Linked DNA regions of Homo sapiens: region 2 is linked to region 1. A link is an interaction called in ENCODE POLR2A ChIA-PET data of the cell type or tissue named here. Cell type or tissue: PC-9. All regions are shown on one strand.

Region 1 (8,000 bases):
TGTTTTCTATTAATTTTAAAGTAAATTTTAGTTTTATATTTCCAGCCAAGCTAAGAGGGAAAAGAAAAGAGTTTTGTGCATATTCAGCGTGGTGGTGCCAGAAGAAAACGCTATTTAGCAAGAGGTGCTTTATACACCAACCTCTCTTTGGCTTTAAAATTTAGAACTCAGGGCCACCAGAAAAATACAGGTATCTTTTTGTCCATGGGCAGTGTGACCATAAAGTTTGTCATCCAACCCAGAATACTTCTGAGAGTGAAACAAGGCAATACAAAGAATGCCACCAGTACAACAAGCAAATCAGACATCACTTTCATCACCAAATAAGTCCCTAGTCTACAACAATTTTTTCATCACTCAAGAGGCTTGATCCAATAGATGGTTCCATGGCTGGCACACAGAATAAATGCCCTCTTCCACCGGGATAAATATGCCCTACTGTTTTATGAATACAAGAGCAGGTTTCTTTCCTTCTCCCCTCTCTTATCCAACCATCTCTACTGCCATTTTAATTACAGAGTCCTGTTGCAGATTCTGTCTACCCAGACCTGCCATAACCTTAGCCCCTACATCCTTGCTCCAAAAAGTTCATCCAGGGGTCTACAGATTATACAACCCATCTCCTGATTTCAGTTAGTGGGCAGTGAGCTGAATATTTAAACTTCCGTAAGGCTGAGTGTAGCGGTTCATGCCTGTAATCCCAGCTATGTGGGAGGCTGAGGTGGAAGGATCATTTGAGCCCAGGACTTCAAGACCAGCCTGGGCAACAAAGTGAGACCCTGCTTCTACATAAAATTTAAAAACTACCCAGGCATGAACCTGTAGTCCCAGCTACTCAGGAGGCTGAGGTGGGAGGATCCCTTCAGCCCAAGAATTTGAGGTTGTGATGAGCTATGATCATGCCACTGCACTCCAGCCTGGGTGACAGAGTGAGACCTTGTCTCAGTCAGTAAATAAATAAATAAATAAATAAATAAATAAATAAATAAATAAAATTCTACCAGAATGACAATATGATTTGGAATTAGTCTTATCTGCTGTACAAACCAGGACAGAGGTCCTAAGGCAATTTCCAAAGTCCTATCAGATAGGTGGCCTTTCTCACCATTAGCAGGGGGCTCCTCTAGGGCACAGAATATGTACAATCTAATTCTATATTGACAGTGGCTAGTGCCCAGAGCAGGGGCTGGTGTAGAGTGGGTTCTCAGTATGTGCTATGGAATGACCAGGCTGCTTTCTCATCTCCGTCAGCTCTGGGTTCTTGAGTGCCCATGCTTTTCCTACCCCTTTCAATGCAGTAAGGGGGAGTCCTGCCATGATCTGTCAGCTGGCTGGGTTGGGCTTTGTTGCCAGCCCTCAGGGACTGACTAGCATTCTGCTTCTCCCAAGGATTGTGCTGAGCCAAACAGAGCCTCCCACAGACTCCAGGTACCAGGTTTGGGCACAGGCTGAGTCTGCTGGGTTCCATTCAGTTCAGGAACATCCAGCAAAGTCCATTACCTTCCCAGCCCCAGGCTGGGTACTGGAAGCACAGACTGAAAGTCATATACAATATCAAAAGGTTATATATGCACTGAAGCACGGTGACTAACAGCAACGACTCCACAGTGGAACTGCCTGGATTTGTATTCCAGCTCCACAATGTACTATCTGATTATCCTTGGATGAATATTTAACCTCTCTATGCCTGACTTTTCCATTTGTAAAGTGGAAATAATAGAGCCTGCCTCAGAGGGTTGATGTGAGAATTATATTCAATGATTTAGAACCATGCTTGGCACAGCAGAAATGCTCAATAATGCTAACTATTACTGTTTTGGGGTTTTGGCTCCTCTTCCTGCGGCCCTAATGCTTGGCCCACTTCCCTTCATTCTCCCTGGTTCTGGCTGGTTCCCTCATTTTTCAGGAAGGTCTTTTCTTTGCTCTTGGCCCACTTCAATGCTGAGGACCAAGGACACACATCTTCACGCTAACATTTGGCTGGTGCCTTGTCCATCAGGATTTAAATCCAAAATCTTTATGAGGTTAAGCAATTTTCTACCATCCCTGAACACAAGTGAATCATTACATAACTATTTTTCTAAGAAGGAAAGAAAACCTGGTCCACACAGAAGGAGGACCAGATTTGGAAGGAGTTGCTCTGAGCAAGAAGCCCCTGCTTCTAAGCATACCTTGTGACTACATATTTCCAGTTCTTTCAGGGACAAAAGTGGGTGTTTCCACCCACCTCTCAGAAATTCTGATACAGTGAACAAAAAGAATCTTCTTAGGATTTTTAACAATCACGCTGTTATTTTCTTCTCTACTCACCCTAAGTTCTCTACCAGGTACTAGATCTTCTTAACTAGTAATGATTGGTTACAATATATTTACTCAATTAGGCAAATAGACACTTTTCTTTAATATAATCTTTAATATAATCACCAAAGCCACTACTACCTAGTCAGGAAAGGTAAACTTTGAAATAAACTGGATTTTTTTTCACTTAGATTAAGAAAATGCTGAATTTTTATGATTTTATAGTTCATAGCCTCAAACTCCAAATAATTTTAATTCGCACACTTAACAGTTGCATTCAAAAACACTGCATTGCTGCCATGCCTGCCCCAGCCAAGTTCCAGGTGGTACTCTTTGCATCATCTCCAACACTTAAATTACAGATAATTTCAGTGAAAAGCAAATAATCAAAACTATGTAATAATGAGATTACAGGCTCACTCCTGTAATCCCAGCACTTTGGAGGCTGAGGTGGGCGGATCACCTGAGGTCAGGAGTTCGAGACCAACCTGGCCAAAATGGAGAAACCCCATCTCTACTAAAAATACAAAAAATTAGCCGGGCGTGGTGGCACACACCTGTAAGCCCAGCTACTTGGGAGGCTGAGGCAGGAGAAATATTTGAACTCAGGAGGCAGAGGTTGCAGTGAGCTGAGATTGCACCATTGCACTCCAGCCTGGACGACAAGAGCAAAACTCCGTCTCAAAAACAAAACAAAACAAAACAAAATAAAACAAAACAAAACAAAACAAAAAACCTATTAGCCAATAAACACAAAAACCTCCCCAAATATGATCATTCTATTAAGTATAAATCACAACTGCTCTGCCACCCACCTCCCCCACTGCAATACTTAGGAATGTTTCCTTCTGATGGATCTGAGTTAAATCCTTAAGACACAGCGGTCGAACTATTGTGTCCCAGAAGTCTCTACTTCCAGGATGACTTAAACACATCTCTGACCTAACTCGTTTTTTTGGCTTTGTTTGTTTTTTTGCTCATGGTGCCTGCTAACCCAAACCAATGGTTCAGTTGCCGTATGCTCCTAACACACACTTACCTCCTTCCTTCCACCAGTGTCCACAGTCTTCACACTGATCACCAAATCCCAGCATCAATCCTGGAAGAGACTGTAGAGACCAGCCAATCCAAGCCCTCATTTTACAGATATGGACTCTGGCGCCTACTAAGAGATAGACACTTGGCCAGGGTCACGCAGCTCATTAATGCAAGAGCTGGGACTAGAATTGCTTAACTGGAGATTCATCTCCCTGTGGTGTCATTCTTCTTCCAACTGGTTCTTTTGCCCTTTGCCCTAGTTGGCTTTCCTGCACTCGCACACAGTCCACACCCTCCTGGGATTTGGCAGCAGCCTGTGAGGCTCACCTGGAGTGAACTAACCCAGCTCAGCTGGCCTGGGACTCTTTACCTTCAGAGGAACAAGGATCACGTGGCTCTCCCGGAAACAGAAACACTGTGTGTGGGGATGCACGGGATGTTCAAGTATATCCATCACTACAGGTCTGCCAAGTCCTCCATGCTGAGGAGCAAACAGAGCTTACAAGTCATTTCTAATATCTGAGACTGTTAGGTTCTTTTTTGCTATAATTTCAGGTTACCCTGTAATAAGAGCTTTGGTAGTGCCCCCTAAAATAAACTTATTTACGATAAACATTTACTTAGGAGATAACCAAACAGTTCTCATTTGCTAGGCACTGTGTTGGCATGAGAGATACAAAAATGAGAAGACGTGATTCCCATCCTTATTTTGGTGGAAGAGAAAAACACATAGACAATGGTAAGATATTATGCTAAGTGCTTTGACGCTTGGACAAGAGTAGGCACAGGTCTCATAGACACACAGAAGCAGCAGCTAAGCCAGCACAGGAGAGCTAGTGGAATTTTTTTCATGACCTTTTTATTTAGAATAGTTTAAGATTGATAGCAAAGTTGCAAAGATAGTGCAGAGAATTCCATATACTTCTCACCCTGGTCTCCCCAGTATTAACATCCTGTATTACAGTGGTACCATGGTTACAACTAAGGAACCAGCACTGGCAAGTAACCATTAACTAAACTAGTAAAGACTTTTTGGAAAAGGTGATATCTAAGGTGATTTTATTTATTTATTTATTTATTTATTTATTTATTTATTTATTTTTGAGATGGAGTTTCGCTCTTGTTGCCCAGGCTGGAGTGCAGTGGCGAAATCTTGGCTCACTGCAACTTCCACCTCCCGGGTTCAAGCAATTCTCCTGCCTCAGCCTCCCAGTAGCTGGGATTACAGGCTTCTGCTATGACTCCCGGCTAATTTTTTTCTATTTCTAGTAGAGACAGGGTTTCAACATGTTGGCCAGGCTGGTGTTGAACTCCTGACCTCAGGTGATCTGCCCGCCTCGGCTTCCCAAAGTGCTGGGATTACAGGCATAAACCACTGCACCCAGCTATTTCTGAATGACATTAGGAATTAGCCAGATGAAGAGATAGAAAAAGGGATTTTGTGTGTGTGTGTGTTTTTAGTAGAGACGGGGTTTCACCATGTTAACCACGTGGTCTCAATCTCCTGACCTCGTGATCCTCCCGCCTCAGCCTCCCAAAGTGCTGGGATCACAGGCGTGAGCCACCACACCTGGCCAGGAAAAGGAATTTTAATCAGAAAGAATTCATGTGCAAAGACCTATCTTCCCACCAACATCATCCCTTTTTACTCTCTTCCTCAACCTGTTGCCTCTTCTTCACTCTTCCTCTATTCTTCTCTTTTCCCACTCAACCTCCCGCCTCTATCTCCATACACCGATCTGCTGGATGTTCCCTGAGCTCACCAAACTCTTTGCTTTGGGTCTTTGCACTATAAAATGTATATTTAGGAAGATCACTCAGGCTGCAAGGTAGACAACGCACTAGGGAGGATAAGACAGAATAAAGACCAATTAATGGGTGGCCTGAGCAAAAGTGGTAGTAGTGGGAACAGAAAGAATATTATGACTTTTGGAGATATTAAGGAGATAGAATCAACAAAACTTAGTGGTTAATTCAAGGTAGGGCCTATGGGTGGGGCAAGAGTCAAGTTGACTCCCAGATTTCTGGCTTTAACAACCAGAGGGAATGGATGGTAGTGCCAGTCATTGGGCTAGACAGCATAAGAGTTAAGATTGATTAGAAGAGTGCTATGGTTTGAATGTGTGACCAAAATTTCATGTGTTGAAAATTTAATCCCCAATGCAACAGTATTAGGAGGTGGAGTCTAATGGGAGATTTAGGTCATGAGGGCTCCACCCTCTTGAATGAATTAGTGCTCTTATGAAAGGGCTTTCAGGAGTGGGCATTCTCTTGCCCTCCCACCTTCTGTCATGTGAGGATACAGCAAGAAGGCCCTCACTGGACCAGATGCCAGCACCTTGATCCTGGACTTCCCAGTCTCGTTATAACTGAGAGAAAATAAACTTCCGTTCTTCATAAATTACCCAGTCTCAGATATTCTGTAATAGCAGCCCCAAATGGATTAAGACAGATGGGAAGAGGATTGGTTCTGCCTTGAACAGGTGAAGTGTGTACCCATGGGACATCTGAGAAGACAGTGAAGTTAGGAGGTCGGTTGGATATACACCTCTGTGTTTCTGGAGAGAAGTGAGCTGGTGACATATGTGGTAAATCATTAGCCTAAAGATGGCATTTGAGGCCAGGCAAGATTGCCCATGGGTACAGAAGAGAAGGGGATCCAGGAGAGGTCCTTAAAGAATGCTGCCATTTAAGTGTGACCCAAGGAAGAGTGTGGAAGGAGGCTATGGAGCATCTAGTGAGGTGAAAAGAAAGCTAGAGAATGTGGTATCCCTGAGGCTAAGAGGGGAGAGCTTTCCTGAAAAGGCCATGTGGCGAATAGTGTCAAATGCTGCAGAGGGTTTGAGGCCCACAAGAATCTCCTGGATTTGGCAATAAGGATTTCTCTCAAAGGAGGAGTTTCAGAGAACAGATGGGGCCAAAAGCCCAACCTGTCCTTAGGCTGCAGAATAAATAGGAGGTGGCCGGGCATAGTGGCTCACGTCCGTAATCCCAGCACTTTGGGAGGCCGAGGTGGGTGGATTACTTGAGGTCAGGAGTTTGAGACCAGCCTAGCCAACATGACGAAATGCCGTCTCTACTAAAAACAAAAACAGAAACAAAAACAAAAAAACAAAAACAAAAATTAGCCAGGCATGGTGGCACGCACCTGTAGTCCTAGCTACTCAGGAGGCTGAGGCAGGAGAATAGCCTGAACCCAGGAGGTGGAGGCTGCAGTGAGCTGAGATCGCGCCACTGCACTCCAGCCTGGGCAACAGAGAGAGTCCCCATTTCAAAGAAAAAAAAAAGAATAAATAGGAGGTGAGGAAAAGAGGACTGTGGGTGCTCTGCCACTTTTTAAAAAAGATTTACTGTGAATCAGAGGCCAGGGATAATTTAAATGGGACTGACTAATGATAGCAGATACTGGGAGTTTTTTGGTTTGGGTTTGACAGGGTCTTGCTTTGTCACTCAGGCTGGCATGTGGTGGCACGATCATGGCTCACTGCAGCCTGTATCTCCCAGGCTCAAACGATCCTGCCACCTCAGCCTCTGGAGTAGCTGGAACCACAGGTGTGTGCCACCACCATGACTAACTAAATTTTTTTTTTTTTGGTAGAGATGGGGTCTCGCTTTGTTGCTCAGGCTGGTCTCAAACTCCTGAGCTCAAGTGATCCTCCCGCCTCAGCCTCCCAAAGTACTGGGATTACAGCCATGAGCCACCATGCCTGGCCTTTTAGATACTGTTGTGGTTAAAAAAAAAAAAATTACTTGCTCCATTTAGAGTATGCTCAATTCATAATTTTTCTACTGAAAAATTATGTCTTGTTATTAGTAGTAGCTACGATTTATAAAGTGTCCACCATAAGCCAGGCACATTATGTACATTATTTTATTTCACTCTTTTTTTTTTTTTTTTTTTTTTTTTTGAGACGGAGTCTCGCTCTTTCACCCAGGCTGGACTGCCCAGACTGGACTGCAGTGGCGCTATCTTGGCTCACTGCAAGCTCCGCCTCCCGGGTTCACGCCATTCTCCTGCCTCAGCCTCCCGAGTAGCTGGGACTATGGGCGCCCGCTACCACACCCGGCTAATTTTTTTTTTTGTATTTTTAGTAGAGACGGGGTTTCACCGTGTTAGCCAGGATGGTCTCGACCTCCTGACCTCGTGATCCACCCGCCTCGGCCTCCCAAGGTGCTGGGATTACAGGCGTGAGCCACCGCGCCCGGCCTAAGCACATTTTCATAACGTATGCATGTGTCTTTTGTGTAATGGGGATGGGATGGGAATGATGGCAAAATCAGCTCTAACCTCTGCAGGGAGATGGCTAGAAATTAGTATGTGCTCTAAATGATGTCAATGCAAACTAAGCCCTCAGTACATTTTACTTTTCCTGCTGCAAAATAACTTCTAGCACAAGAAAGCAAACCTCTTCTAAAAACAAAATCTCCCATTTCCTTGTTTGTAGTTCTAAAGGCCTGGAGACCTGACATCTACACCCTTGGCCAGAGTGTGCCCTATTCCTCAGAAAAAAGAGGGTCACTAGGAAAAACTGAGAACTCTGAATTTAAGGTAGTAATTCTAATGATCAGGGAAATTTTTAAGTGTGCACAAAATAAGTGCTACAAGGATGTTCACTGAAGTATTATTTATAGAGAAAATATGTAAGCAACTGAATACCCAAAGG
Region 2 (8,000 bases), 640 kb before region 1:
ACACTAATCACTGCCTCTTTAATCAATTAATGAGAATTAAAAGGTCATCTATCATTGGAAATTGCAACTGGCATCACCAAAGCACTACATTGGCCCACAGATGCTAAAGAATTGCATCCTACGTGAATAATTGTACTTTGGCTTTAATGAGATTTTATTAACATATGCATTATTAATTAGACCATTAATGCAGATGTCATTTTGAGTCACACCAGGATTCCCGATGGCTCACATGGTTATTAAACCTTGCTAGTTTGCACAGTGAATTAATATTATATTAAAGGTTCTCTCCACTGTGTATACTAAATTAAAATGCTTACTTTCAACGTCTCACCCACAGCATCCACGCATACTTGTTAGGGAAAGGAATAAGAGGGAAAGATTTCCATTGTAAGACCTGAGAGCTTTCTGTCTTGCAAATAACTTTGGTGTCTGCAAGTAGATAGAGAAGGAGAAGCTTAGGGAGTGGAGAAGAGAGAGGAAATCCCTCCCCCACGCCCCACACCACGAAGGGGCCTACTGTTCTTTAATTAGCAAGGTTTCCTAATGTGTCTAAAATAGAATATTTAAACTTTTTCTCACTATAAAGTATCATGTATTTATTGTAAATGATTTAGGAAATACGCATACACAAAAATGAGAACGTTTTCATTACCCATTCTTTCAGCACTCAGTAATTACCATTCTGAATATTCTCGTGTGATATTTTAGTCTACTTTCTCTATACTTAGACATCCTTTTACACAAACAAAATAATACTCTACGTACTGTTTTAGAACCTGCCTTTTTAACTTAATATTTCTTGGATACCTTTCCATATCATTTAATGTTCTTCTAGAGCATCAATTATCACATTACACATATCGATCTATGTGATTCTTTTCTATGGCTGTGGGTTGGTCAGCTTTGTGTGTCACACTGGCTAGGCTACAGTCCCCTAGTTATTCAGTCAAACACTAATTTAGATATTGCCATGAAAGCATTTTGTAGATGTGATTAAGGTCCATAATCAGTTGTCTGTAAGTAAGGGAGATTATCCTGGACAATCTGGGTGAGCCTGACTCAATCTATTGGAATGCCTTAAGAGCAAACCTGAGGTCCTCTGAAGAAGAAGAAATCCTACCTGTGGACTGCAGCTTCAGATGATGCCCAAGAGTCCCAGCCTGCCTTTCCTGCTGGCTGCCTTACAGATTTTGAACTCTCCTAACCAGACCCCACAACTATGTGAGCCAATTCCTTGCAAGCAAGCAACAAGCAATAAATGAATATATAACCTACTGGTTATGTTTCTCTGGTTGATCCCTGATGAATGCAGGCTGTGTAGGATTTTACTACATGGCCCTACCGTAATTTATTGAACCAATCCCCCATTGTTGGACATTGGGCTGGATTGTCTTGTTGTCAACTTGGCACCATCTCCTGTTTCAGGCTGGAATGATGCTTCCCAGTATGTTGTTTGCTGTGTGTGTTTCCAGGATGGGGATTACTGATGGGAGAAACCCACGCAAAATTTGGAAGGAAGAAGGAAAAGGGAAGCCACTGCTGCTGGGAGGGAATGCCAGTCAGGCACAGTGGCAGCGTCACTAGGCATGGCAGCTTCAACGGACACCAAAGCTTTGCCGACCACCCCGTGAACTCTCACCCCATGGATGCACTTTGGTGGCCAGATGCATGCAGTTCCTCAGACTTTCCCACAAGCTCGTCCCCGCCAGCTGCACCTGGCTTCAGACAGAAGTGGTTACCAATGGTTTCTCCAATGCTTCAACATTCCCTTTCTAGAACCTCACTGTCACTACTACTCCCAGATTTGCATAAGCCCCAACTCCTGTGTTAAACCCTTTATTCCCATAATACTTATAATAGCTCTGTTTTCCTCAATGAAACCACTAGTTGTTCAGGGGAACTGGTCTTTAAGAATGGGAATGTGAAATTCTTTCACTACTATTAGAATTAAGGGCAGAAATGTCACCATTGCAAAATCATGGTAGTCCATGGCACAAAGTGGCAAAACATTTCCTTAAGTTATTACCTGTAGTCACCTGAAGTCAGGTACGTGGAGAAAAAGTCAGGTGACCGACTAGCTGCTGTAACAGAACAGTGGAAACAGCATGTAAGGACTGTAGGTTAGTTAGCTACTTCTGACTGTGATGATGAATTTGAAAAAAGAAAATGGTGACCTTGGGCTTAAAGTGACCAACTCAAGGCCAGGTAGGAAAAGACAAGGCTTTGATGACTGCCCTGAAATAATCCTTTGGTTCAAGGTCACAGAAATCATTGACCTGACCACATCCTCTAAACAGCAGGCCTGATACAACAATGGATTGGCCTTTGATAGACTCATTTATGGCACCTGCCAAGTGACAAACCTTTGCAGGGCTGAGGTAATGTCCTGTGGAATGGGGTATATGCTCTAACTCAGTGACCAATGTCTGCTACTGTTTCTCCCACAGCTAGCATTCATGGGTCCAGGAATCAATGGAAGGAAACAGAAGTAGTTCATACCACAACTACCCTTAATGAAGCACAAGCAACATTTTCATTTCTATCATTGTGGCTTTGAGCTCCCTGGTGCAGAAGTCTTGATTCCCAAAGGAAAGCCACTTCCATCAATGGACACAACCATAGTCCACTGAACTGGAAGCTCAGACTGCCCCCTGGCTACTCTGGGCCCCCCGTGCCATTTAACCAAGAGGCAAGGAAGGAGGTAGTGTCCTCACTGGAGTGATTAGTCCTGATTACCAAAGGGGAAGTAAGCTGCTACTACACGATGAGGACAAAGAGGAGTCTTTCTGGAACCCAGGAGATTTTTCTGGAATGCCTCTTAATACCCCCATGGCTTATGGTAAACGTTCATTAAAATAACAGCATAGGCTGGGTGCGGTGGCTCACGCCTGTAATCCCAGCACTTTGGGAGGCCGAGGCGGGCGGATCACGAGGTCAGGAGATCGAGACCATCCTGGCTAACACGGTGAAACCCCATCTCTTCTAAAAACACAAAAAATTAGCCGGGTGTGGTGGCTGGGGCCTGTAATCCCAGCTACTTTGGAGGCCAAGGCAGGAGAATGGCGTGAACCCAGGAGGCGGAGCTTGCAGTGAGCCGAGATAGCGCCACTGCACTCCCGCCTGGGCGAAAGAGCGAAGACTCCGTCTCAAAAAAAATAATAAAATAAAATAAATAACAGCATAGTCTAATGCCGTAGGCTCTTCAGGAATGCAGATGTGAGTTTTCCACCAGGCAAGGAACCATAACCAGCCAAGGTGCTTACTAAGGGCAAAAAAGTTTAAGAAGGGAAGTGGAAGGAAGTATAGCAGGAAATTTCAATGTTCCAAAAGCTAAGTATACAGTTTCCCCTGCTTTAATGGAGTCCTCATATTGTGAGATATTCAAAATAGCAAGTTCTCCTAGCTTAGGTTTCATAAATCTTCAAATGACAAAAAACCAGTTTGACCACAACTTTCCCAAGCCTTCTGTACTGAGTGAGGAAGTGTCCATCTTTACCCTGTTCAGGGCACACATCTCTGTCCTCAGAGGTCCAACTGCCGGTTCACATGGCATCAGAAGGCAAATGAGAAAAAGATGCCCCTTTCCCACATGAAGTTTCAAAAGAGTTACATTATTAATTTTTTTTTTTTTTTTTTTTGAGATGGAGTCTTGCTCTGTCACCCAGGCTGGAGTGCAGTGGTGCAATTTCGGCTCACTGCAGCCACCGCCTTCTGGGTTCAAGTGATTCTCCTGCCTCAGCCTCCTAAGTAGCTGGGATTACAGGCATGCACCACCACGCCCGGCTGATTTTTGTATTTTTAGTAGAGACGGGGTTTCACCATGTTGGCCAGGCTGGTCTCGAACTCCTAACCTCAGGTGATCCACCTGCCTCAGCCTCCTAGAGTGATGGGATTACAGGCATGAGCCACCACACCCGGCCCATTATTTCTTAATAATCATTATTATAACAGTCATTTTGTATATGTAACAAAAAGAAAATTGTAGAACATCAAAGAACACTCGAAATTCATTGAGCTGTATACTTAAAATTTCTGTACCGTATGTACATTAAACCAAAATACAGGATGTTAAATGAAATAGAAATTTTAAACTCATACTCACTGTAATTAGAACTAGAATATGATTGTTTTAAAATTGCTAAATATGTTGTACAGCACCCCTTTTATGCCCCACCTCACATCCTCTAGGCAACCTTTTCTACTCCAGCTGTTTTTGAGACAACCAGCTGTGTGCAAGTTTAACCTGAGAGCAGCTCACTCAGTCGCCCCTGTTCCCTCCTCAACCCTCTTGTTTTTGGCTTCTGGGGCTTTTCTGCTGTGGCCACATACGGCATTCTGACAAATGTGCAAACTTTGAAGTACAAGGGAGTTAACCTCTCACAGGGCAGCAACCTTTGATCAAAGGGGGATTGGCACAGGTGCAGAAATATACCCTTCTTCTGCCCCATGGCAGATGGTTCTGGAAGGCATTCAACATGGCTCCTCACAGGGTCCCACCAGATGGAGCGCAGGTGTTCAGGGTGGTGTCCAGCTGCATAGCTTGGATAGATTTTTTTTCTTTTTCACATTTTACAGTTCACTGGGGGTCAGTTCCCACAAATAAACCACACACCCGCAAACCTTTGTTTTAGCCTCTGCTTTTCAGGGAAATCTAAGCTAAGACAGGCATCTTGCTTTCATGAACACAAATTATAATCATTTTAACACTCACTTGCTCCAATATCTCATTTTCCCTAGAACTGGTTGCTAGATTTGACAGATTACAAACCTTAAGTAATTTAAAATACATTTTAATTTCAGGAAGCTATGTTCTCCATTGGCAACCAATATTGGCAAAGTTAAATATGTTCTGAGAGCCATAAAAGTGTTCAGAAATACATTTAGTAAATTATTGATGCAAGTGTATTGCTCAACATCAATGGGAGAGTTTAGAAAACAATTTAAGGTTTTAGCTCCTCACAAGTTGATGCCCTATCAACAGCATAGCAGTTAATTTCCATTGTAAATTTTTTTTTTTTTTTAAATTTATTTTTTTATTGATAATTCTTGGGTGTTTCTCACAGAGGGGGATTTGGCAGGGTCATGGGACAATAGTGGAGGGAAGGTCAGCAGATAAACAAGTGAACAAAGGTCTCTGGTTTTCCTAGGCAGAGGACCCTGCGGCCTTCCGCAGTGTTTGTGTCCCTGATTACTTGAGATTAGGGATTGGTGATGACTCTTAACGAGCATGCTGCCTTCAAGCATCTGTTTAACAAAGCACATCTTGCACCGCCCTTAATCCATTTAACCCTGAGTGGACACAGCACATGTTTCAGAGAGCACAGGGTTGGGGGTAAGGTCACAGATCAACAGGATCCCAAGGCAGAGGAATTTTTCTTAGTGCAGAACAAAATGAAAAGTCTCCCATGTCTACTTCTTTCTACACAGACACGGCAACCATCCGATTTCTCAATCTTTTCCCCACCTTTCCCGCCTTTCTATTCCACAAAGCCGCCATTGTCATCCTGGCCCGTTCTCAATGAGCTGTTGGGCACACCTCCCAGACGGGGTAGTGGCCGGGCAGGGGGGCTCCTCACTTCCCAGTAGGGGCGGCCGGGCAGAGGCGCCCCTCACCTCCTGGACGGGGCGGCTGGCCGGGCGGGGGGGCCGACCCCCCCCCACCTCCCTCCCGGACGGGGCGGCTGGCCGGGCGGGGGGCCGACACCCCCACCTCCCTCCTGGACGGGGCGGCTGGCCGGGCGGGGGGCCGACCCCCCCACCTCCCTCCCGGACGGGGCGGCTGGCCGGGCGGGGGGCCGACCCCCCCACCTCCCTCCCGGACGGGGCTGCTGGCCGGGTGGGGGGCCGACCCCCCCACCGCCCTCCCGGAAGGGGCGGCTGGCCGGGCAGAGGGGCTCCTCACTTCCCAGTAGGGGCGGCCGGGCAGAGGCGCCCCTCACCTCCCAGACGGGGCGGCTGGCCGGGCGGAGGGCTGACCCCCCCACCTCCCTCCCGGACAGGGCGGCTGGCCGGGCGGGGGGCTGACCCCCCCACCTCCCTCCCGGACGGGGCGGCTGGCCGGGCAGAGGGGCTCCTCACTTCCCAGTAGGGGTGGCTGGGCAGAGGCGCCCCTCACCTCCCAGACGGGGCGGCTGGCCGGGCGGAGGGCTGACCCCCCCACCTCCCTCCCGGACGGGGCGGCTGGCCAGGCGGGGGGCTGACCCCCCCCACCTCCCTCCCGCACGGGGCGGCTGGCCGGGCTGAGGGGCTCCTCACTTCCCAGTAGGGGCGGCCGGGCAGAGGCGCCCCTCACCTCCCGGACGGGGCGGCTGGCCGGGTGGGGGGCTGACCCCCCCACCTCCCTCCCGGACGGCATGGCTGGCTAGGCGGGGGGCTGATCCCCCCACCTCCCTCCCGGACGGCACGGCTGGCTAGGCGGGGGGCTGACCCCCCACCTCCCTCCCGGATGGGGCGGCTGGCCGGGGGGGGGGCTGACCCCCCCCACCTCCCTCCCGGACGGGGTGGCTGCCGGGCGGAGACGCTCCTCACTTCCCAGATGGGGTGGCTGCCGGGCGGAGAGGCTCCTCACTTCTCAGACGGGGCAGCTGCCGGGCGGAGGGGCTCCTCACTTCTCAGACGGGGTGGTTGCCAGGCAGAGGGTCTCCTCACTTCTCAGACGGGGCGGCCAGGCAGAGACGCTCCTCACCTCCCAGACGGGGTCTCGGCCGGGCAGAGGCGCTCCTCACATCCCAGATGGGGCGGCGGGGCAGAGGCGCTCCCCACATCTCAGACCATGGGCGGCCGGGCAGAGACGCTCCTCACTTCCTAGATGTGATGGCGGCTGGGAAGAGGCGCTCCTCACTTCCTAGATGGGATGGCGGCCGGGCGGAGACGCTCCTCACTTTCCAGACTGGGCAGCCAGGCAGAGGGGCTCCTCACATCCCAGACGATGGGCGGCCAGGCAGAGACACTCCTCACTTCCCAGACGGGGTGGCGGCCGGGCAGAGGCTGCAATCTCGGCACTTTGGGAGGCCAAGGCAGGCGGCTGCTCCTTGCCCTCGGGCCCCGCGGGGCCCGTCCGCTCCTCCAGCCGCTGCCTCCCGGGCGGCGCTCGCCGGCGCGGCGGCAAAGACTGAGACAGCTCCGCTGCCCGCTGAACTCCATCCTCCCGGCGGTCGGGCGGCGGCGGCTGCGGTCGGTCGCGGCAGCGGCTCCGCTTCATATCTGCAGCTGGGGCCCGCGGGCGTCAGCGCCGCGACTGTCCCGGCTCCGCACTGCCCCGGGCCGCAGCGCAGCCGCGCCAACCACTACCCGCGGCCACCATGGCCGGACGGGCTCCCTAAGCCACCGACCCCAGCCCGCGGCGCCTTCGAGCCTTCTGGGGCCTCCGGCGCCGCGACCTCCTCTCCATTGTAAATTTTCACATACAGTAGTCCAATTTCATCAAAATTCTTCAAATTATATGTCATTTAGAAGAATGAAAGACCATAATATTTTTCAGCATTACAAACCCTTCTTCTAAAAATAATATTCTATTCAAGTTCTATTTAAAAATATTATATACAACTTGATTTTGAAATTTTATATGGGTCATAATCATGCTGATTACAGAATTCACAGTTAAAATTGGTCTTCTGACTTTTTTTCTCATATTCTCTTCCTTAAAGAAGTTGGCATCAATGATCTCCAACTTGTTTAACATTAAGAATATATTTTCTTAAATATCATCATTTAATTTTTCTTTAAATAAGTTTTAATTCCTTCCATGCTTTCAAATGCATTTTGGTTCCTGTATCTTCTTACTTCTACTACTAATTTTACAGAAAACTGTCAAATTGGAACTAAGAAATGGAATTTAAACGTGGATATTTTTGAGAGTATGTCTCCGGACTGCATTCTACAATCTATATTTTTGTAAACTAGGTCTCTCAATTACAAAAGTTGTTCCTCCTTCAAAAGTAGAAATGAAACAATATGAATCAACACAGTTAGAACAAGGCATTATACTTCCATCTGCC

What was found. ChIA-PET counts read pairs that join two places held together with the same protein. Peaks named below come from ENCODE experiments on the same cell type or tissue, not always from the same donor. Only the 100,000 strongest peaks of a DNase experiment are listed, where the experiment ranks them.
Region 2: POLR2A ChIA-PET joins it to region 1 with 21 read pairs; 2 of 35 experiments call an interaction of 5 or more read pairs at or near these places.

The regions. Positions count from the first base shown.
Region 1 is chr9:37,598,677-37,606,676 of GRCh38, reverse strand. It overlaps a transcript of FRMPD1 not described here. Among named protein-coding and RNA genes, the nearest start is that of TOMM5, 10 kb to the right of the region's middle. RefSeq lists a silencer at 6,259-6,441. In PC-9, no CTCF peak of the experiment used is centred here; a DNase peak (open chromatin) is centred at 3,636.
Region 2 is chr9:38,240,625-38,248,624 of GRCh38, reverse strand. No RefSeq gene overlaps it. Among named protein-coding and RNA genes, the nearest start is that of ALDH1B1, 150 kb to the left of the region's middle. In PC-9, no CTCF peak of the experiment used is centred here; a DNase peak (open chromatin) is centred at 3,454.